Regions from separate parts of the Homo sapiens genome. Here regions 1 and 3 are each linked to region 2. A link is a loop called in an ENCODE intact Hi-C map of the cell type or tissue named here. Cell type or tissue: dorsolateral prefrontal cortex. All regions are shown on one strand.

Region 1 (8,000 bases), 220 kb after region 2:
GGGGTGTGCCTCCCAGTTAGGCTGCTCAGGGGTCAGGGACCCACTTGAGGAGGCAGTCTGCCTGTTCTCAGATCTCCAGCTGCGTGCTGGGAGAACCACTGCTCTCTTCAAAGCTGTCAGACAGTGTCATTTAAGTCTGCAGAGGTTACTGCTGTCTTTTTGTTTGTCTGTGCCCTGCCCCCAGAGGTGGAGCCTACAGAGGCAGGCAGGCCTCCTTGAGCTGTGGTGGGCTCCACCCAGTTCGAGCTTCCCGGCTGCTTTGTTTACCTAAGCAAGCCTGGGCAATGGTGGGCGCCCCTCCCCCAGCCTGGCTGCCACCTTGCAGTTTGATCTCAGACTGCTGTGCTAGCAATCAGGGAGACTCCGTGGGCGTAGGACCCTTTGGGCCATGTGCGGGATATAATCTCCTGGTGCGCCATTGTTTAAGCCCATCGGAAAAGCACAGTATTAGGGTGGGAGTGACCCGATTTTCCAGGTGCCGTCTGTCACCCCTTTCTTTGACTAGGAAAGGGAACTCCCTGACCCCTTTTGCTTCCCGAGTGAGGTAATGCCTCGCCCTGCTTCGGCTTGCGCATGGTGCGCTGCACTCACTGTCCTGTGCCCACTGTCTGGCACTCCCTAGTGAGATGAACCCAGTACCTCAGATGGAAATGCAGAAATCACCCGTCTTCTGCATCACTCACGCTGGGATCTGTAGACCGGAGCTCTTCCTATTCGGCCATCTTGGCTGCCCTTTAATAGATGTTTTCATTGTGGAATGGATAAAGTGAATTATCATATGTATTACCTCACATAGTTTTATTTGTAATGAGAACATTTAAAGTTTACTGTTTTAGTAATTTTCAAGAATATAATATATTTTATTAATTATACCTACCCTAATATACAATTGATATCTTAAACTTATTCCTACTGTCTAACTGAAATTTTGTATTCCTTGACCAACATCTCCTCAACCATTCCCTTTCCGTAGCCTCTGGGAATCACCATTCTACTGTACGTTATAAGTTTGACCTTTTTTAGACTCCACTTATAAATGAGATTATGTAGTATTTATCTTTCTGTGTCGGACTTATTTTACTTAAAATAATGTTCCCCAGGTTTATCCATGTTTTTGCAAATGACAGAATTTCCTTATTTTTAAGGCTGAATAGTATTCCTTTGCATATGTATATATATACATATATATATATGCAAAAAACAAATATGTATATGTATTCGTTTATTTGTTGGTGGACACTTACGTTAATTCTGTATCTCGTACATTGTAAATAATGCTGAAATGAACATAGAGGTACAGATATCTCTTCAACATATTGATTCCAATTCTTTTGACTACATACTGAGAAGTGGAATTGCTGGGTCCTATGGTAGTTCTGCTTTTAATTTTTAGAGAAAATTCCATATTGTTTTCTGCAATGGCTGTAGTAATTCACATTTCCATCAACAGTGTGTAATGGCTCCCTTTTGTCCACATTCTTGCCAACACTTATTATCTTTCATTTTTTTTTTTTTTAACAAATGCTGTTCTAACAGGTGAGAAGTGATATCCCATTGTGGTTTTCATTTGCATTTACCCAGTGACTAGTGATATTGAGCATTTTTTTTTCATGTAACTGTTGGCTATTCATTTGCATGCTTTCTTTTTTTTTTTTTTTTTTTTCAGCTCTTATTGTAGGTCCGGGAGTTACAAGTGCAGGTTTGTTACATGAATAAATAGTGTCGCTGAGGCTTAACCCTGTCACCAAGGTAGTGAGCATAGTGCCCGGTAGGCAGGCAGACTTCCAAGCCATCCCCCTTTCTCCCCTCCCACCTCTATTGTTCCCATCTTTGTGTCCATGTGTATTTAATATTCAGCTCCTACTTATAAGTGAGAACATGTGGTATTTAGTTTTCTTTTCCTGCATTAGTTCACTTAGGATAATGGCCTCCAGCTGCATCCATGTTGCGCAAAGGACATGATTTCATTCTTTTTTATGGCTGAGTAGGATTCTATGGTGTATGTGTACCACATTTTCTTTATCGAGTCCATCGGTGGGCATTGATGGGCATCTTGGTTGATTTCATATTTTTACTATTATGAATAGCACTGAAGTGAACATAGGAGTACATGTGTCTTTTGGGTAGCATGATCTATTTTCCTCTGAGTATATATCCAATAGAGGGATTGCTGGGTTGAATGGTAGTTCTGTGTTCCATTCTTTGGGAAATCTCCATACTGCTTTCCACAGTGGCCAAGCTAATTTATATTCCTACCAGCAATATATAAATGTTCCCTTTTCTCTGCAACCTTGCCAGCGTCTGTTATTTTTCAACTTTTTAATAATAGCCATTCTGATTGGTGTGACATAGTATCTCATGGTGCTTTTGATTTGCATTTCTTTAATGATTAGTGATGATTAGCATTTTTTCATCTTTTTATTGGTTGTGTGAATGTCTCCTTTTGAGAAGTGCCTGTTCATGAGCTTTGTAGGGCGGTGATTTCTAGACACATTCCATGGTGTTCTGGAAGTTCCCTTATTAAGGGAGCAGTGTGTAGTGTTATGGGGAACAGTGCAGGTTGTGGAGAAATAGAAGAGGCTTCAGACACTCTCCCATTGCTCAACCAATGCTTAATATAAGAATTTTTATTTGCTTATGCTCTTACGTAAGTATGTAAACAAAAGTTTTCAGGGCCAAAATGATTATAAACCACTGGAAGAAAAAGGAAGCTGTAAGATTTTGAAAAAGACAAAATCAGGTGCAATTTGAGGAAACTACTCTGAATTCCAGAATAGAGTATTAGTCTCCAATCTGAAGTGGCTGTTCCCCAAAGTATATTGGATTGAATGGGTTGTTGTCAACTGGCACCATCAGCTCCAGTATCTTCTGAGGCTGGGAAATACATTTCTTGGAATTGCCTTCTTAGTAGAGTAATGTTTTAGAGTTTTCTGAGGAGAGGAACTTGGGGAAATTTAGAAGGTAGAGGTGAAGCAAAAAGCATCATATGCAGAAGGTCCTGGGGTGCCCAGGGATGGTCCCGCACAGCAGTTTTCTGAGAATTCTGTAGGAGCTCCCACTTCACTGTCCTTATTTGTGGTCAGTTCTACTGCTTCTGAGACTTACCTGCAAACTCCAACTCAGCATTTCTACTTCAAGCTGAAGCTGTGTTTCTCTAGTCCTGACTCTCCCCTTCTAGACCCACCTGTGCTTCCTAGCTTCTCAGGTAAGCTGTAATTCTTCAATGACTCCTCCAATGCTTGTAGCATCCTTTATCTTGACAGTACACAGGATGATACATGTATGTGTCAAATAATTCATTGAATGGGGAAGATCATCTTAGAACTTCTATTTACGTTTATCTTTTAATCTGTCCATTTAAACATTTTTAATGTGTATAAACATCTTATTATATATATATAATAGCAAAAAAATGTGCATACTTATAAAGAAATCAATGTGCAGGTATGGAGGTGTGTGCTCAATGTTTTCACTCACAGGGGTGTGAAGTTTTAAAAGTTTGGAGAATAGTGGTAGAAAAATGACCTTGGGAGGGAGGACAAAACTGAAGACAAAACATTCCATCCGTAGGCTATTACAGAAGTAGTACTGGAGAGAATTTATGAGCATCTGAAGTAAGGCAGTGGCAGGGGCAGTCCTGATGAAAGTGGTATTTAGGATGTTAAATAATAGGAAGCAGCAACTGATAGATCACCTTTTGAGGAGTCAAAGAGAAGGACACTTTACACAGCTTCTATGCTTGCAGTTTAGCTGCTCCCATTCACAGTGCAAAGGCTGCTGAGTTTTTTATTTGTTCTTCCCAGGTCAACAATTTAGAAAAGCAGCCAGTCCACCAAAACCAAGTAAGGTTTATCTCAGGAACGTGAGGGATGATATGAGAAAAACACTCTCTCAAATCTATCTTATAAGAACCTTAAAAGAAAATGATTCTAGGAGCAAAAGCTAATTTTCTACCCAAATTTTGTCTTGGCTTTTAAGTTGGCTTGGCCCAGAAATGGCTTACATCACCACCACCACTTTTTTTTCCTCACACTCTTTCTGCTCCTATCAGTCGAATGTAGACAACAATAAGGACTTAGGAGTTAATACGGATACAAGGTGGAAGGAGTCTGGGTCCCCGAATTACCTTCTGGAGGAGAGCCACCTGCCTTTCTGTAATATGACTAAGAAGTAAGACTTCCATTCTGTTGGACGCCAAAATATATATCAGTGTAAGCCAATATAGCTGTGTAGTCTACCTTAAATATGACAGGGATTATTATAATAGGAGCCCCAAAGTATGCAATAATAGTAAATAATCATTGCTGATACAAACTTGTGGAAAACAGTTACTTTCTTAACAAGAGGTCCATGGACTTCCAGGGGGTCCATGAACAGAATAAAATTTGGTTGGAAAGAAAATTACATTTTTATTTTGGCATTCCTTTCCATTATGAACACAGGCAACAAATCAAGTGTTATTGGCAGTTCTTGTGACTTGTCACCAATAGAAAACACAGATTTTTCCCCATCATATTACAGCTGTTGCAGATATCTCATAAGGTCATTTCTCCTTGTCACTAATTCAAAATTATAGCAGCATTAGACTGCTGTTCAATTTTGTAATTTAATGCATTAATAAAAAGTATATATGTCACAAACTTTAAAAATGTTTTGACAAATGTGTTTCAAAATAATTGAGTTTTTAGTAACTATATATATTTTATGCATTTAAAAACATAATTCTGAAAAGGGGCCCATGGCATAAAAAAGGCTAAGGGCCCCTGAAAGATATTTTTTCAATGTAGCAAAGAATAGCTAATGTAAACAAGAGTTGCTGCTTCCAAATTTTATATTTCTAGTTTGAATAATAACTAAGATGTAATAAAGAAACAGAATTATAACAGTTAAAAAACTCATAGTATTTCTTAAGTGCCAGAATAATATTAAATAATTTGTAATAATATAATATGATAAAATAACAAAAATTAAAAAAAACCTGTGCATATCTGTGTATGTTTGGACATATGCACATACATGTTTGTAACCTTTTTTATTGAGGGCAACCATAGCCATTATACCCATTAAGACTTCTTTTGGGATGTTTCTTTCTAATTCATTCGTACAATCACTTTATAAATAGTAGAATTCAAGTTAAAGTATTTACAATATTCTTGAGCTTCACCAAACCATATAAGCAGGTGTTAATAGCCACTTTATTCAGGAATCATGCTGGGGATTGCAATACTAAAATTTTTAATTTCGTCTAAATTTTATTAGCCTAAAAATATACTAGTGCACTTTTTCTAAATCCAGAATTCAAAGGCTTCTTGAACTTTTAGTTTTCAAACGTAGGAGAACATACTCTGAGCCACCTGCCATATAAAGACTTGTATTATCAAGCCTTTTCATTTATGACTGTGGGATACCTAAAAAAATCATTTATCAAAATCACTTTAAATCATGTTCCAATCACTTCCTTATAATCAACAGGCCCACCCTTCAATAAAATATCCAAAAGCCATTTCCAAAAGTGAGAAGCTTGACCAGTGATTTTCATGAAGCAGTAGGGCATGAAAGATTGGAACTTTCATATGAAAAAGACTTGAGTTTGGATTCCTAGTCCATTACTTAGAAATGTTGTGAGCTTAAATAATTTACTTATTTTTTTCTGAGTTTCGATTTCCTCCTCAGGAACTGGAGATACTATCACTTATCCCATACTGTTTTTATGACTATTAAATGAGATACAGTACTTCTGTAAATTTTAACAGTAAATGCATGTGAAAAAATGGTTAATTTCCAATCTCCTACTGACCGTAAATGGAATCATGACAATAGATGTGAACAGTTTGACTTTTGCGAAGACCTAGCAAAATCTCTATGGAGGGAACTATTTTGCACTAATGTAGGACTTTTAAAAACTTGGCTTTTTAAACACACAGTATCTGTCACTACAAATACTGATATTTTGAAGACCTGTGTTCTCTCACAGTGTATGTATATAAGTTTTTAAACTATTGAGGTGGAATTCTGTTGGATACAGTGTTTGCATGTTGAGTTTTGAGGTACTGCACACTTCGCCAACAGGAAACCATTTCAAATGCCAATAAAAACTTTCCAAAAAAAAACATCTCTGGGCATGTAATGGCTGATTAAGTCTAAAGCAGTGAATTCTGTGATTACTTAACACACTATCTGTGTATGTACAGCTAGTAGGAGTGCTCCATTTATTTGTTTTGGATGTGATGAATTGTTTGTGATGGTATTACTTTTCCAAAGTTGTGGTGAGATTAAATACTAAAGTGTTCTGCCAAATACATGTCCTCTTGAAGATGTTTGTATTATAATTTTAGGAAAATATATTTGGGGGTAATTTTTACTGTTTAGTTGTCCACAAAATTTGTACACATTCAGAGGTCAGATAATAAGAACAGCTAAAATTTACTGACCTCTTCCACAGGAATAGTAAGAAATGGCTTGCATATGTCATCCCTCCTAAACCTTAAATCTTCTCATGAGATGGGTATTAACAGAAGTGGAACTTGCCCAAGGTCAGAAAACTTGTAAATAGCACAACTGAGATCCAGACTCAGGAGTTTTTTTCCAAACCCCAGTCTCTTAACCACGATGCTGTACAGTCCTTTGATTTTGGATGAGTATCTGGATAACTGAACTAGTCATGATATTTCATGCATGTTGTAATGTTGAGAAATTTCAGAATCCTAAAACAGTTGTTAAAGGTTGGAACATAAGAATGAGCATGAAAATATTATAAGCGACTTGATTTCCTAGAACCAAATGGAAATTAAAATAGTACATGATCACGTAGCAAATTATTAGCATACATCAGAGAACAAAAGATAAGCAGAGCATAACTGCTGAGAGGTATGATGACAAAGCCTGTCAAAACTCTTTCCAATGGGTCTGAAAATCTTTATTGTTTTGATCCCACCCCTACCACACCCTCTCTCCTGAGCTGTGGAAGATCGGTGGGTTAAATTCTATCATCAAATGCAATAATGGAGTTTCAAATATTCAAGTTGAGTGAGGTATGCTTGTCATTCAACTTTACATCCTCTATCCTGACTACTCTCTGAATTCTAGGTTCCCAACTCTAAGTATATGCAGATATTCACCACCATTTTAACTTTACCACATAAATGTAAGAGGGCTATATGCTGCAAACTAGTACTTGGTAGTGAGACCACCAGGCTAGGCATTAGGGTCCAAGGCCCAATTGCTTGTGTTCCAGTCCTGGCTCTGCCATTCAATATCCATGCGACTTTAAACTCATCACCTGGCCTCTCTCTGCTTCAGGTTTCTGATCCATGAAATGGGAATAATAATACTTATTTCATGGGGTTGTTATGAAGATTATATGCATTATGTATAAAGCACTTAGCTAAGTGCTGGGCACAGTAAGCACGATGAAAATGTTGGCTTGTTACTATTATTACCAGTGCTATTATTATTATTATTCTTTTAGTCATCCATGTTGAAAACTGCAGTCTTTTGTTTGGATTGCTGGAAGTGGGATTGGACAGCAAGACCTAGGGAGCAGTCAGTTCCTGCTTTAATTTCTACTTTGGAATATTTATTTCATTCTTACGGCCACCACCCTAATTTAGGCCTCTATTACCTTTGAGTTACCCCATTACAACAGTAGTCTTTTTGTTGCCAGTTACTTTTTGCCTACAGTTTATATCCTATACCACCAGGAGATCTATCTTTCCAAAAGTTGATTTAATCGAATTATTCTTCTGCTTGAAAACCTTCAATGTTTAATGCTATAGCATATCGGTGAATTCCTTATTCTGGAACTAAAAATTCCTTCAATCTAGCCCCAAGGTGTCTTTCTAGCCTCATTTCCCAAGTCCTTGCAGTCAAGGAAACTCTAGGTAAACCAGTCCACTCTCTTGTGTTAGTCTCATGTTTTAGCTCCTGGAATATCCTCTGCTCACTATTCAAATCCCGCCTGCCTTTCAAGGGCCAGCTGAGATTTCCTCTCCTCCAAGAGT
Region 2 (8,000 bases):
TGTTGCACCTCAGGGAATGGGGAGGCTGGAGGAAAGAGAGATGGAGAATGGCTTGTTGGTGTAACAGTCAGAACACACACATTTATCAATTAAGTTTGCTGTCTTATCTGGACACGGTCCATGGCCCCCCAAAACAATTACAATAGTAACAACAAAGATCACTGATCACAGGTCACCATAATGAATATAATAATAATGAAAAAGCTTGAAATATTGTGAGAATTACTAAAATGTGACACAGAGACACAAAGTGAGCACATGTTTTTGGGAAAATGGCACTGATAGATTTGTTCAATGCAGAGTTACTTCAAACCTTCAATTTGTAAAAAAAAAAAATGCAGTATCTTTGAAATGCAATGAAGTGAAGTGAAATAAAACAATGTATGTCTGTATGTAGGAGTAGGATTATTGGGCTATATGGTTAGGTGTATATTGAACTTTATAAAAGTGGCCAAACTATTTTTAGTGCGGACATACCATTTTGCACCCTCACCAGTGTGGTATGAGAGTTTCAGTTGCTCTGCAGCCTCATCAACACTTGGTATTGTCAGGTTTTTTTTTTTTGCCATTCTAATAAGTGTCTAGAAGTTATCATTGCAGTTTTAATTAGCATTTCACTAAAGACTAATGATATGAGTATCATTTCATGTGCTATTTGTCACCCATATATCTTCTTTGGTAAAGTGTTTGTTCAAATCTTTTGGCCATTGAAAAAAATTTGGTTGTTTTCTTATTGCTGAGTTTTGAGAGTTCTTTGTATGTATTAACTACAATTCCTGTGTCAGGTGTATGATTTGCAACTATTGTCTCCCTGTCTATTCTTGTCTTTTCATTCTCGTAACCGTGTTGTTTGCAGAGAAAATGTTTTAACTTTTAGAAAGCCCAATTGATTTACTTTTTGTTATGTATTGTGCTTTTTGGCTTTGCATTTTCAACCTTCAATTTTTATATATTAAAAGTAAAATTTCTAAAAAAAGATTTCCTCCTAGCAATAGCAGATTATCTACATGTATGTAAATAATAATTACCTATATCTCCTAAATGTGAAATTAAATAAGACATTAGACAATTTGTGCAGAAAAAACAAATTAAAGTTAAGAAAGATGAGACAAGGATCTAATAATTTTTAAAACACGGAACTAATGTCTTTTCGATTTTGGATAATAGTTGCATGTAGACACATGAAATAAAATGCCTCATGGGGTTTCAAATACCCATTCATTTATTTACCCATTCATTTTAGAATATTTACTGAGCACCCACTATAAACCAGGCACTGTGTTCTACGTGGGGGCATATGGATTCATATGATGGGACAAAGAACTTGCAATAAATAGATCAATGGATAACACAATGTGGTAAGAACTGTGATTGACATATATTCAAAATGAACCAGGTTTCTTTTTTTTACATGTGGTAGTGTCATCATGCCTATCTCAGTATGAAATTGTTCATGTGACTATTTGATCTAAAGTCTTTCTCTCCTACTCAGGTGATGGGTGCACTACAATCTGACTTCACCACTATACAATTCACCCATGCCAAAAACCACTCGTACTTCCAGAGCTATTGAAATAAAAATATACATTAATTTAAAAAATCAGAAAGGGCTGCTTTTAAAATAATCAATAAACAAGGCTGGGCATGGTGGCTCATGCCTGTAATCCTAGCACTTTGGGAGGCCAGGATGGGCAGATTACCTGAGGTCAGGAGTTCAAGACCAGCCTGGCCAAAATGGTGAAACCCCATCTCTACTAAAAATAAAAAAATTAGCTGGGCATCAACAACTCAGGAGGCTGAGACATGAGAATCACTGGAACCTGGAAGGCAGAGGTTGCAGTGAGCCAAGATTGTGCCACTGCACTCCAGCCTGGGTGACAGAGTGAGACTGTCTCAAAAACAAAAACATGAAACAATAACAACAAAAAATAATCAATAAACAGATCTGTAGTGAGAGCTGGGCAGGTTGGGAAGGTGCAGGGTGAGACCACCTATGGTAAATGTGAGCTGGCAGACTCAGCAGGGGTGAAACAGAGGATGGCACTCAGCCATGTTGGGCAGGGGTGAGAAGGAGAGGGCTTAAAATAAATAAATAAATAAAGTGCGTCTCTCTCTTCGTGCACTCCAGGAGTGTAAATACAATGTATGTTTTCTTCATCGCGTCACTTTGCTCCAGCCTGGGCAGCAGAGTGAGACTCCGTCAAAAAAAAAAAAAAAAAAAAAAAAAAAAGCTTGCTTCTGATGTACAGAAAGAAGGCGTTGCTTAATTCTGCCCCGGGCAGTTTCGAAGACTTGATTTTTAAAAAGGTGGTATTCGAAGTGAATCTTGAAGCAAAGATAGGAACTTGCTGTTGGGGCAGGAGAGAGTTGAGAAGGAAGAGAAGCACAGCATTCTAGCACTATGAAATCTTAGACATGGGTGTGTGAAGGTCCACGGACAGGCAGTTGTAGGTGGAGCAGAACCATCCTGCCTGCGGAACTGTGAGGACAGAAGATGAGACCAACGTGGAAAGCTGGGAACGGACTGGGAAGGAAACGCCTTGCCAACCAGGCTCCATTTGAACTTCCTCACAGTGGGGTTGGAACTGAAGAATTTTAAGCTTGAAAGTGACATGATTACATTAGTGATTCTGAAATAGAGAGGGCAGCGTGTGGTCGACTGGAGAGCAGAGCAGTGAAAGCCTGTTGCTGAAGCGCTGGTAAGGCATGATGAGGTCTGGCAGTGAAATAGAGATGCTGGGAGGGATGGATCTAGAAGTCATCCTAGGAGACAGAAACACAGGACTGGGCGATTGACAAGATGTGAAGGGAAAAGCAGAAGGAAGATTTAACATTTTCGCTCTTCTGATGCCTGAGGAGTGTTGTATGTTGGTAGTCAACATTTTAAAAAAATTTTTAAATTAATATTAATGTTCTTTAGAAAATACCGTAAAGTATAAAGAACAAGAAAACCATCCATTATCCCAACACGCAGAGATAACCACTGCAGACATTTCATATGCATATCTTTCCAGCCTTCTTTGAAAATATATTTCTGAAAAGAGATCCTAAGGGTTCCATCTCTACCAGGAACTCGGCTCTCATAAACTGCATTAATACGTTGAACTTCACTTTGAACCCAAATATGAATATTTTCACTAAACTATGCACCGATTTTTTTTAAATAAAGTGAATAAGTACATGGACCGGAACTGCCAACTGGAAACTAAATGAGTGTCAGCAGTGACACCCGGGACATGCCCTCATTAGTAGATGCTAACCCGCAGAGGTAACCTGCCTAGACACGGAGAGACATTTCCAAGTTCAGGTTGATTAATTCATATTCAATTCATTCACCCTGCTGAGCCCTGCAGGAAGACAGCGCGGCAGCGATCTCCACCTTGAGGGGGCGCTAATTATTTTTTGCCTACTTGAACCCTGAGCTTGGGCAAGCCTGTGCACATACACTAAGAGAAAAACTTTCTGAGGTCTAGCAGCTGTCGATCAAAAATAGGTTATCCTAGGCCCTTCCAAATAGAGGGACTGGGGAAGGAAGTTTAATTTAAAAAAGAGTAAGAATGTTTTTATGTTGGGATGGATAGATTATTGGGAAGGCAGGGTGATTCAGGAGAGGCCTGAAAAAATGCTCCAGGGGTAGAAAATCCAAGGAGAAGGTGGAGGGGTCTCAAAGATCGACAAATAGCCACATGGCGGGCCGCCCTTACGAAGGTAGCCTTGCAGGCCAAGTTCGGGGGGAGGTGGGGAGGCTGGTTCCGAGTTTCCGGGCATATCCGTGGAGTCCTTCCAGACCTTCCTGGGGACCTTCCCCGGTCACCCCGGCTCCCCGCCGGCCCCCCGCGCTGCTCAGGGGAGAGTAGGACTATGACCCACTTCCACTCTAAGGCTCTAGATCGAACCGTCCAGGGGGGTCAAACACGATTTACAACAAGGAAGAGAAAAACCAATACGTCCCAAGAGGGCTGCAGGGGCTTTAACTGGAGGAAGGGTTGGGCAGAGGGTGGCAGTATTATGCCCTGGACTTTTTTGCACCAAACCCATAACCGGATTCCCACTTCCTAAGACCTGCCTTCCTGGCTCTTCCCACCGCCTCCATGCTCCGCCCCGCAGCTTAGGTCTTTTACTGCAAACGTCAAGTGGTCTCCGCCTTCCCTGGGTTCGGAGCTTCACTTGCTCTTGAGCTCTGCGGTCCGGCGGATTTCGCGGGGCCCAGGGGATGGCGGGGAGTGAGATTTGGCCAGGGTCATTTCACACTGCCGGGCCTGCAGCCACGCACGCAGCTGCTGGCCCGGCTGAGGCTGGCGGCTAGGGAGAGGCGCCAGGGGGTCGCGCACAGGAAGGTATCGGTGCACCCTGAGCAAACACTGCTCGCTTCCAACGCTCACTGGGAACAGGCTTCCCGGGAAGGTCCCAAATCTCTCCAGTTCCGCTCACCCTGCGGGCGGGAGCGCGGCGCCCGGGTGCCCCACCTGCGCCGGGCGGTCGGCTCCCGCTGGCCGGAGTTTGCAGACTTGGCGCTCAGGCCGATTCTCCCGGAGTTGGGCCGCGCGCGCCGGGCCAATGAGCGCGCCCCGCGGAGGGCTCCGCTCCCCCCGCGCGCGCTGATTGGTCCCGCGGCCCTCGAGGCCGGGCCGGCCGCGGCTGCGGGCGGCGGCCAGTGCCCGGCGCGAGTGGGAGTGGCGCGCGCGCCCCTAGCCGCCCCCCGCCTCTCCCCGCTGCGCTCCCTCGCTCCTTCCCTGAGCTCCCGGGCTCCGGCAGCGGGCTGGCGGGGCGCCGCATTGCACACTCTGGGGGCGCCGCAGTGTTCGTGGGATGGGGCAGCGGGCTGCAGCTGGCGGCCGGAATCCGCGCGCAGCCCGGGTGAGTAGAGGCGGGCTTCCCGGGAGAGCACAAAAGAACAGGGGATTGGTGCCAGCGGCCCCGGCTTAGGCGGGGCCTGGCCAAGGCAGGGAGTGCGCTGAGTCCCTGGAACTACCCGATGCTAGGGCAGTCCCCTGGGGCCAGAGGAACTGGGGTCCCGGCCTCCGGCGTTTTGCCCCTAGTGGGCAGAGAGCCCCGCGAGTAGCCTGGACGGGTCCAGAGGGGCGTGTGTACTCGTGTGTGTTGGGCTGGCGCGTGGAGGGTGGGATGGAAAGGTCAGGAGCTGCCAAGTTCAAGGCTGGAGGAACCTTTCCCAGGAGTAATTCAGCATCTTCTCACGGCCCAACATGCGTCCACCAGGAACTCCAGCCGGAGGGAGTTCCTGGGCGGCGGACTGGCAGCACCCCACATGTTGCTGCGGGGCGGGGGGCAGTGGCGGTAGCCCGGCTGCGGCCACCCGGAGCCTCTAAGGGAGGTGCAGTGTGCTGGAGGTACCTCCCCGCCGCTGCAAGACCACGCTAGGCCTTTCAGCCATCCACCCCGACAACCCAGGGAAGGGACCATCCACCCACAGAGTTGGGATTTGGCCTGGGCTTGACTTGGCGACCTGTTTTTCTCTCCGGTAACAGCAGTTCCGTTGATTCACATTTGGCTAAGCGTTCAGTTACAACCTAAAGCTCACTATCTGACGGTCTGACTCGCTCTGACCCCCACCATATCCTCACTATCTCTACCGCTGCCCTCCTCCAGTCCCCTCTCCCGCCCCAGTATCTGCCCTGCTCCTCACTGCGGGGCTCAAAACTTGGTGTTTGAGCATGATTGCCTTCGGTGTGGTCCTTGGCATTTTCAAGTGTCACAATCACATCCCGTTTCCTAGAGGACTCCAAAGACTTGTTATAATGGGATCGGGGGAGAGAATTGGGTGGGGGGGAATGGAAGAGGGTCTTTGGTAGTCACTTGTTGGAAGAACAGCATTGACCTCCCAGAGCATATGACAAAAAGAATGTTAAGCTTCTTTCTATGGTAACCTACCCAAGGTGTGACCTCCAAAATTCAATTTTCTTTGTGGGAGGCAAGGGAGTTTAGATTCTCCAGGGGGAAGCTTATTTCTTGTTAAATTGACTTGCGGTGACATACACACTGTTCTGCTCTGCTCTGGCCAGCCATTGCAGATGCCATGATATTATTAGAGCAATTCCCTTAAAGCCATTACATTTTCTTTCGAGTGAGAGGAACTCGAGCTAGCTGTTTAAAATTTTGGATCTGCACCTTATTTCTCTAGAAGACATTAATGGTTACTGTATATGCGCTCACGTGTACCAAGTTTGCAAAAGGTATTTGTGCAATCGCCCATGAAATGGGTTAATGCACATTTATGTTAAACCCATTTAAATGTAAAACATCTATCTGTTTTCAATTTTAGTTTCCACCTCGACCAAAGGCACCAGACTGAAATAAGACTTAAAAGAGGCTTCCTTGTTTAAATAGAGGTTTATAGAACTCTAGTCCTGAGAGCACACAGTAAGCTTTCTGAGCTTGTAGGCACACAAAGCTTGTTAAAAATTGTGAAATGGTTCCTTGAGTTAGAAATAATGGAAATGCTTCCAGACCAATTAAGACAGACAATTGATGAAGCTACACTCTCAAGCTGTTGACAGTCTTTGTAAGGTGAATGTTTATAGTACATAATGCATAAATCGGGCTGATTCTAGGCAAATAATATCAAGTAAAAAACCATACCATGTGTTGTATCATACTGGATAGTTTATATGGCATATTGAAATCTACTATTAAAGTGTCTGAGGAAATCATATCTTTATCATCCCCATTTCACAGATGAAACAACTGAGGCTTTCAAAGATTGACTTTTCCAAGATCAATAGCAGAGTTCAGTCAAGTGTTTTTCAAATTCTTTCCTACCTCACCCGTTCCCTTCCTTCCTTCCTTTTTGGTGTTTACCTACTTCTTTGTTGTTTACCTACTTCTGATTTCTGCACCTCTTTTTACTGTTTAACCCATAGCTTGAGGGACCATTGTGAATCATCCCCAAAAGGCTTTGCTGTCTGCTCAATATCATTTAGCTCCCACTAAGGTGAGGGCTGATAAAGAATTAAGGTGAAAACTAGGAATAGTTTTAAAGAGCTACCCTTTTCAAAGAGATACGTTATTTTTGCTAATGAGTTGTTAAAGGTACATATAATCAAACCCCTAAAGGATGATGTCCTAATTGTAATGTTTCAGAAAGACAAGTAACAGTAGGAGAGATGTGTGAGAAATATGTAAGTCTCCTATTTTATAAACACACTCCTTATAAGCTCTGTAGACGATTAACAATAGAAATAATAAATGAATATCTCATTAGTGCTATTCTTATTTTAAAAAGAATTGACAAAATAGATGACTTAAATAAAATCAGAACTACTCTGGAAACACAAAAAGCACCCACTTATCAAAAGTCCTGAAATCCTCATTGACTAGTGTACAAATGTAGCAGAAGACATTGGTTAGAGAGAAATCATATTTTTACTTGCAAAGCTAGCAATAAGAAGCGTACAGATATCTGCCTATCTGATTATTTTTTAAGGGCTCATCATCTGCAAATCTTTTCTTGGAAAATGATTGCTTACAATATTTACTTGTGTCATTGCATACTATTTATTAATGAGATTAATCTCATTTGCAATAACGTGGTTAAGTGTTGAGCTTACTACTAGTAAGTCTTGGTTAAGTATGTGGGCTTTGGATTCAAGTCTTGTCTTCACATACACTAACTGTGGGACTTCAAAAAATGATAGAACTTCTCTGTGCTTTAGTTTTCTTATGTGTAAAGCATGAATAATGCACCTACCTCATGCAGTTTTTAAAATTTATTCATGCAGCAAATATTCAGCAATTGCCTATTAGGTACCAGCTCTGCTCTAGATGCTAGGGATACATGTGCAAACTCCTTGCTAATGAAGTTTACCGTCTGGTGCCTGAAATCTAATGACACAATGCATTTAAAATGCTTGGGATGGGACCTTACACCTACCAAATGCCCCGTTATTGTTAGCTGTTGGTATCATACATTCTTTCAGGAACTGTTCAGAGTGCCTACCAGATGTAACACAGATTGCAGCATGTAATGATGAATGATATGTGTT
Region 3 (8,000 bases), 160 kb after region 2:
CTGATATTAAACCTTCCATAAAGAGCCCTGTTAATTGGGTCATCACGGGCCCCTCAGCACAAGCCAAAAGGATTCGTAGCACAAGTGATCATAGTTAAGGGCCAGAGAGGAATGAAATGTTTACATCTTGAGATGGAGAAGGGGAGGGCATTCCTTATGCTCCTGAGGGGAGAAAATTTTGTACTTCTGTAATAAAATGGTACATTGGTAGACTAAAGAAAAGCAAGTTTTTACTCAGCATGAAACTGAGTAGAGTAAGGCACTGGAAAAAGCATTAAGGTGAATCACAATTGCAACTTTCTTATCAATTTAGTACACCTGTTGAGGCTAAAGGGTTGCAGATAGAGCAAGGATTGCAGTTGAAAGGGAATTGCTTTCAGGCGTTTGGAGGACAGTGATGTGGAATGCTCTGTAAGTACTCATTGCCATGTTGCATTGCTGGTCCTGTGCCACATGCTTTCCTCTCTACCTGTGAGCCATTTAGGGATTGGAAACATTTTTTCTAAGCTGTCAGCATATGTGGACCTGGAATTCTCACTCTCCAGGTCATGAAACCTGCTCTGTTTGTCTGACGCTGAGCCAGTGACTTTGGATCCTGCCAGAGCCCAGCAGCTCATCCTGTATTAATAGCACGGCAAGTCTTATGGGGTAGAGTTTCCATATTTATAGGTTTTATCTTTTCAAAGCATTTTAAGATAATTTCATTCCCCTAATGGCCCTGTCAGAAAGGTGAGCTCAAAATTAGCCCCATTTGAAAGATGGGAACATTAAAACACAAAATGTACATGGGAAGCACAATATGGAGCCAGGTTCTGCAGGCAAAGACACTATGGCCTAAAGGAGCCACCTAATCCCGCCAGACCTCAGGGTCACCAACTGGTGAAGGAGTAGACATTGAATCAGGGGTTTTAAAACATTTCTGGCTGCCATTCATCCTAATAGTTTGTAGTGTGACTCAATGCACATATTTCTAATGTATATAAAAATGCAACTGAAATACATTTCACAAAAAGATATAGACCTTCACAGTATTCATTATTATATTACACTTGAATATTGTCTCTATTCCATTCTGTTCCAGTTTACTATTTTTTAAAAGTCTTAATTTCAACACACCAATATTGATTTCATGACTCCACTAATGGGTTAAAACTTATAGTTTGAAAAACAGTGAACTATGTGATTATTAATGATCCTTTCAATATTTATTTCCAGTTATATACCTGAAGTCAAGAAATCAGGAACTCAATACCTGGTCTAAAGACCATGCCCCCTCACTGCTCAGGTGTTTCGATAAGGTAATGATCTCTTCCTGAATTATGAGTTCCACATTCACTCTTGTACTAACTCAAGTGTAGTCCTATAATCTTTCTGCAGTTCATTCGAATGTTTTTTGATGTGTTGATTAATTGTCTCACAAATATTCCTGTTTGAAAAGACAAATCTAGGTTCGGATTCAAGCTTCGCTAGTTAAAACACTCTCCCTAATCTTCTTCAATCTTCTGCTTGTAAAATGGGATAAATGAGCTTGTTGCGAGGGTCAGCCATCAGCAATGTAAGCCCATAGCATGTGCAGGTGCAGGCATGTGCGAGCATCAAATGAGCAGTCCTTTCTTGACGGGTGTGCTGGGCACTGTGCTGGCACTGGTGTGACAAAGACCATGACTTGGAATGCACCCCTAAGGGGCTCCGGTGCTTATCAGGCTCACCCTCTTTCTCTTTTTGTTTTGTAAACTGCCTTGAAAATTTACCAATATATCACATTTTTCTGTCAGCAAGTAGAACTGTAGGAAATAATTTTTAATGGTTGGTTAGTATTACATTTTATGATTGCGCCATAATTTATTTCATCATTTCCTCTTTCTTATTTTTTAGGTGTTTCTAGTTTTTTACTTTGAAAATCTTTTTATATAAAAGTAATGCATGAGCATTGAAATTTGAAATTGTTCTGTAGAAAAGTAAAACCATTCTCCCTTTCCACTCCATCTCTTCCCATTCTTCAGCAATAACTGCTATTAATAATTTCTTGAGTATACTTTTTAAATATTTTCTAATGCATATACAATTTTGCATGTATTTATATAATTATGTGAATGAATTCATATATACATGTAGAAAACAAGATCTGCAATATGCCTTTTAAAATTAGTACATATGGAACATCTTTTGCTGCTAGCACATGTAGATTCATTTTGTTTTCTAAGTGGCTGTATGTATTCCATTGTATAGATGGGCCATAATTTATTTAACTCATCCCCTACTTACTCAAATTCAGTGTGTTCTAAAAGTTGTGTCTAGATTTTGCTATTATAAACAATTATGCCATAAACATCTGTGCACCCTCTAGAGGTAACTGTGGGATAACTAATAGAAATGGAATTATTTTATGCGTTTATAGCTGTGTTCTATGTTACCAAGTTACCCTCTTGAAAGAGGTGCCAATTTAAGCTTATACCAACAGTGTATGAGAATGTCTGTATCTGCAAAGCCTCTCTAAACTTGGTATCCCATCAATATTTTATCTTTGAGATCTCTTTTTTTCTCATTTGGAAATATTAACAAGAATGTTTATGTTAACTCAGTGGAGAAAAGTCGGAGACATTTGGATAAGATGAGTTAATGCCCTTGCCCATTCTGGAATTATTTGGGAGGAAGGCTGCTCATGGGACAAGTCATTTTACCTTCCAGGAGAGATTCAACACTGGCCATTGACTATATGTGCAGCACACACTTCTTCTGAAGGCTTGAGGCATCTACCGTGTGACAGATCATGAATCAAATGACCTGCAAGCTTAGAGAGCCTTTCTCAGCCCTGCCACATGCAGCTATGTTGATGCTGATGTGACTGATTTTACTTCCTTCCCTTTATTCACCAACAGAGAGGTCGCTATCACACCACCAACTTCTGTTGCTTAGGTCCTGGCTTATGAAGAATAGACTCTGGGAGCACATTGGAAATCAACACTCTTGCCTTATGATGCAGGACAGATGCTGAAATTCTCTTAAGAGTAGCTTTATGATTATTTTCTTTGGAAACATGGATTAACTCACTTGCCATCTTCAGGCAGAAGAAAAACCTCATCCCCTCCCCACCCCACCCCATCCCTTTTAGATTCTGCAACTCTGTATTCTGAATTTTTGTTAAGAAAATCTACAAATTAGAAATATCATTTTAGGGACAATCAATATCAGGTTTCAATATAACAGCAACTGTTAAATAAGAGAAAATACCTACTTTCAAAGCCCGCATATCAATAAATAGTAATAATAAAGAAGTAGTAAAACTGGCTCAAGGAAACTAGCAGATTCAAATGAAAACTAGCAGATGATTCAAAACTAGCAGATTCAAATGACCAAATGTACACAGAAGCAGCAAGATTTCTATTGTTAAAATGTGACAAGGGACCTCAGAAATAATTAAACCAAACATCCTCAGTTCATTTGATAGAGGAGAACATGGATACACAAAGAGGAGATATGACTTATCCCAGGTCACATAGTAAGTTAGAGGCACTGTCGTGACCTATGATAATAGCAAATAAGAATGGCATGTTGAATTCTCAACAGCGTGTACATTTGGTATTGAAAGGGAATTATTTTTATGTACAGAATGCTCTTTTGTGAGCTGAAATAACGTCATGTATTGAATGCGCTAAAACCAAATGGATGCAATATCCAGTTTATTCTACATTTCCAGTGTTAATAGAGCATTTTAATCACTTTCTCTAGTCGAATTTCTTTCCTTCAGAGCAACACCCCTGCTGAGCACCATGTTTCCATGAAACGCTGTTGTTTTTTTCTCTGCAACTGTGAAACTCTTGTCTTGCTCCTCTGAAATAAGATAACCACAGGCAGGCTCTAGGCTACACCCACATTCTGGAAATATTTTATGAAAGGTTTTCCAACTTCCTAGAGAAGCTGCTGTTGTCGCTAATGGCAAAATCAACAGGGGGAAAAACACTTTAATTTGGGAAATTCTAGCACTTCCAACCAATGAGACTGGAAAGATAGGAAACAATCTGCTCTGCCCAAACAGCAAAGTTCTCCCTGGGAAGTTCAGTGGAACACGGCAGCTTGTCTTAGACTCAGAAAATTCTGGGTCTTTGGGATGAAAAAAAAAAAAATCAAAAGGCTTTTTGTCGGCTTGTGTACCAGAAACAGAACATTCACTACACGTGGGCTTGCAGAAGAAAAGAGGCCAACTCCGGGCACAGTTCCCTCCCACCTTCCACAGAAGCCGCTGAGCCGCACCCTGGTGCTTTCTGTGTGGGGCACAGTTTAGTTTATTATTATTATTAAACTCACTATCTGTCATCTTTCAGTAGGTTATGCCACGGTAGCCAACAACACTAAAAGCTTAGTGGCTTCAAAAAGAAAGGGTTTTTGTTGTTGTTGTTTTCCCTCCTTGCTCACACTATCAGCTGCAAGTTGGCACCATTGGTCTCCTTCATTCTGGAATTCAGGCTACAAGCGCAGCCTCTGTCTGGAGCATGCCATTCTCTTGATAGAGGGCAAAGAGAGCAAGATCGCTGTGGGGAAGCCACAATGCCTCTTAACACCTTCTGCTAGGAACACACACTTTCGCTTCCGGTCTCATTTCATTGGCCAAAGCAGGTCCCTTAGCCAAGCTGCTGTCAATACGGCAGCGCAGAGCAGCACACTCCCCCTCTCCTCCAACTGGGGACTCTGCAAGTCACGTGGCAGGGGCAAACCGAGTGGGGGAAGGGGCAGTGAACACTCGGGAACAACTGTGCTACCCACCATTCAGGTTAAGTCCCAGAAACGTTGCGCTCCTCAAAAATCAGAGGGGATGGGGCTCCTGCCTTTGACGTGTTCTGACCAACAGCTCTGAAGCCAAGGGGCATCAATATTAAGTCATGATTCTAAAAGTAGGGATGGGCTAAGGTCAAAGTTCATGGGAGGTGTGGTTTCACTCTATGCAACACGCATTACCCACCCGTCCCACCCTCGTCTTTTCCTCCTTACTGAAATAGGTAGGTTTGATGTGGTTTCTACGTTTTCCAAAATTGGACAAGATGGCAACAACAGAAAAATGTCAACAACAGAAAAATGTCTATTAGGATGTTTTCCATACGGCTGAGCCTTGGATTTTTTTTTATGAGGAAAAATGGTTTAAGTGGGTGATTTTGAGTGGTGGCTGTGAAAGAAAAATCCAATTTTGAATCATTTCTGAACCAATTTTCCCTACTTGTGTGTTTAGATAAAACAAGGAAAAAAAGCAAGACTGAAGATCAGCTGCTTTTTAAAAATGAAATGAGTCTACTTTTTTTTTTCTCATGAAAATCAGTTTTAGATGTTGATTCTGAAATGCAAGTCCAGCTCCAGCAAAGGGTTTTCAGTGGATGGTTTGTCTTGCCTTTTTTCCCGCTGGGATCTTCAGGCATTCAGTACCCTCATGCTGCCCTCTGCAGTACTCTGGGCCAGGAAGCTACAAAATTCAGCAAAAATGTAGGACACGTGTACTCAGGGCTAGGAACTATGCCAGCTGGAGCTGAAACGCTGGATCCCACACAGCCCCTCCCCTCAGAAGCCAGCAATCTCAGAGGGGAGACAAACAAGTAAACAAGAAATTATACTAGAGTGATGAATGCTGCAAGGTTGAGGTACAAAGAGAACTTTTCAAGTACAAAGGAGGGAAGTATAACTCACTTTTACAAAATAGGAAAGGCTTCCTAGAGAGGATGATTTATAAACTGAGAGATGAAGGATGAGGGGGAGCCAGCTAGGTGATAGGGAGGAGAGGAAATCCATTCTGGGACTCAGGCTGCACGCCCCTAAGTAGGAAGCAAAGGGTGAAGGGCTTTGTACTTTACTCGCGGCAGCATCCCTGACCACTGAGATAATGGGATGATGATGATGATGGTGATTGTTATCATTATTATTTTGAGACAGGGTCTTACACTGTCACCCAGGCTGGAGTGCAGAGGTGCGATCTCGGCTCACTGCAGCCTTGACATCCTGGGCTCAAGCAATCCTCCCACCTCAGCCTCCCGAGTAGATGCACCTGGGATTACAGGTGCATGCCACCATGGCTGGTTGGGTTTTTTTTTTTTTTTTTTTTTTTTTTTTTTGTGTGTGTGTGTGTGTGTGTACTTTTTCATAAAGACTGAGTTTCGCCGTGTTGTCCAGGCTGGTGAGCTTTTTATAATGGTGATTCTCATCCTGTTAACCTATCTCAGCTCCTGTTTTTGTGTTTTTTCAAAATTTTATAAACTGTTATAATTTATTTTTTATTTCGAATAACTAAAGATAAAAAAGTTTTTAAAAAGGATAAGATAAATACCCATGTACTTCCCATCCAGAATTAGCAAATATTAATATGTCATATTTCATTTGATTTTTAAAGAAGTAAACTATTACCAATAAATTGAGTTCTCTATCAGCCTTTCCCTGGTTTTTTCTTTTTATTCTTCTCTCCTCAGAGTGAAATGCTGTCATGAATTTTGTGAGTCAGGTTTTATATGTTTACTAAATATATATTAATAAACAACATTGTTTTGTGTAAGTAAATTTTACATAAATGATTTACTGTACATAATATTTTTCAAATTGAATGCTTCTCAACATGATGTTTTCAAGATCTACATATATACTGAGCTCCATTATATAAATATACCAGGATTAATTTGGCTGTACCACTGCTATGAAAATATGGGTTGTTATCAAGTTTGTTTTCTTTCTAGGAGGACTGCAGTAAAAGTGTTTGAATTAGGCTATTTATCTATTTACTTATGTTTACACATTTAAGGAGTATTATCTGAAAATGTGATTACTCAGTCATTGAGAACACACATTTTAAGTTTTGCTAGATGTTAATATCTCAAATTATTAGTTTCCATTTGTTTTCTTCTTGAAATCTTGGTGAGAATATTTCTTTCCTCTTGATCTTTAGTGATTGTGTGAGGTCCCATGTTAATGTATTTTAATTTGCAATTTCTCCAGTGAAGGAAGATCTATGCAGATATATACTCTTTGTTGCATGATTGGATATGATGTTTCTTCTCATCACCTTCCCTTGCCTTGGTGCTATTAAATGCATTTCTCATATTTTCAGATCCAACACTTTCTTCCCTCCACACTCTCAATAAATGACTTCACTTCTTATTTAAAGGAAAAAATATAAATAATGTGAAGAAAACAACCTGAAGAAGCACCTCCAGATTCACTAATATGTGATTTGTATACCATACCTGCCTTCTCCAGTTACAGAGGGGAGGTGTCCTTGCTTGTAGTTAAGGCCAGTGCTTCCACTTGTACCCTGAATCTCATCTCTCTTAATCTCTTCAAGTCCACCGTTCCTCTAATTTCCCCTGACCTCCTATATCGGGGGTCAGCATGCTTTTTCTGTAAAAGACTAGATAATACGTATTTTAGGAATTGTAAGTCTCATGATATCTGTCACTATGTTTCAATAAAATTTACTTTTAAAAGTAGGCAGAAGTCCGGATTTGTCCTGCAACAATTGTTTGTCAATTCCTGTCCTATGTCATCCATAATTTCTCCAGCTCTACTAGGGTTTTTTTTCCCATCAGTGTATAAGTGTGCTGCAATACCACCCATTTTAACAAATACTCTTCCAACTGTGAAGTTCATCATAATTTCTCATCTCAGTTCAAATGAAGTGAGAATCCATGTGGTCAGATGGAAAGTGCATTGTGATAGGAGTGAGGAGAACTGATCCTCCCTCTACTTCTGTTGCAAAAAGAAAGGAAAAGAAAAAATATTGACTTAGACCGACACCTCCCTCTACCACTGCCCCACTTCTCTACTTCCCTCTACAATAAACTCCCTAAAATGTTGGTCTGTCCTTGATATCCCCACTTCCTCTTCTCCCTTTCTCTCTTGAACCCGCTCCTATCGTGTTTGGTCGACCCTTACATGAAATATTTTTCCTAAAGTCAGCAGCCCCCATCTTGCCAACTCCCAAGGCCAATTCCCAGTCCTCATCTTCATCTCTTGGCAGCGTCTGAACTCTGTCT

What was found. Hi-C counts contacts between places; a loop is a spot of excess contacts. Peaks named below come from ENCODE experiments on the same cell type or tissue, not always from the same donor. Only the 100,000 strongest peaks of a DNase experiment are listed, where the experiment ranks them.
Region 1: a loop joins it to region 2, with 4 times the contacts of the local background. A loop is called at or near these places in 23 of 110 quality-filtered maps.
Region 3: a loop joins it to region 2, with 11 times the contacts of the local background. A loop is called at or near these places in 4 of 110 quality-filtered maps.

The regions. Positions count from the first base shown.
Region 1 is chr2:149,550,489-149,558,488 of GRCh38, forward strand. No RefSeq gene overlaps it. Among named protein-coding and RNA genes, the nearest start is that of MMADHC-DT, 33 kb to the right of the region's middle. RefSeq lists a silencer at 5,967-6,261. In dorsolateral prefrontal cortex, no CTCF peak of the experiment used is centred here; no DNase peak of the experiment used is centred here.
Region 2 is chr2:149,325,866-149,333,865 of GRCh38, forward strand. It overlaps LYPD6 (LY6/PLAUR domain containing 6), which reads left to right and starts at 4,722. Exons shown (of 5, transcript NM_194317.5): 1 at 4,722-4,857. It overlaps MIR9899 (microRNA 9899), which reads right to left and starts at 4,508; the gene lies at 4,413-4,508. RefSeq lists a silencer at 4,339-4,808. In dorsolateral prefrontal cortex, CTCF peaks have their summits at 4,449 and 4,790; DNase peaks (open chromatin) are centred at 3,756, 4,146 and 4,566; H3K4me3 peaks cover 2,634 bases; H3K27ac peaks cover 741 bases; H3K27me3 peaks cover 1,056 bases.
Region 3 is chr2:149,485,048-149,493,047 of GRCh38, forward strand. It overlaps a transcript of LYPD6 not described here. Among named protein-coding and RNA genes, the nearest start is that of MMADHC-DT, 98 kb to the right of the region's middle. In dorsolateral prefrontal cortex, no CTCF peak of the experiment used is centred here; DNase peaks (open chromatin) are centred at 4,210, 4,636 and 5,476; H3K4me3 peaks cover 1,231 bases; H3K27ac peaks cover 2,008 bases; H3K27me3 peaks cover 2,457 bases.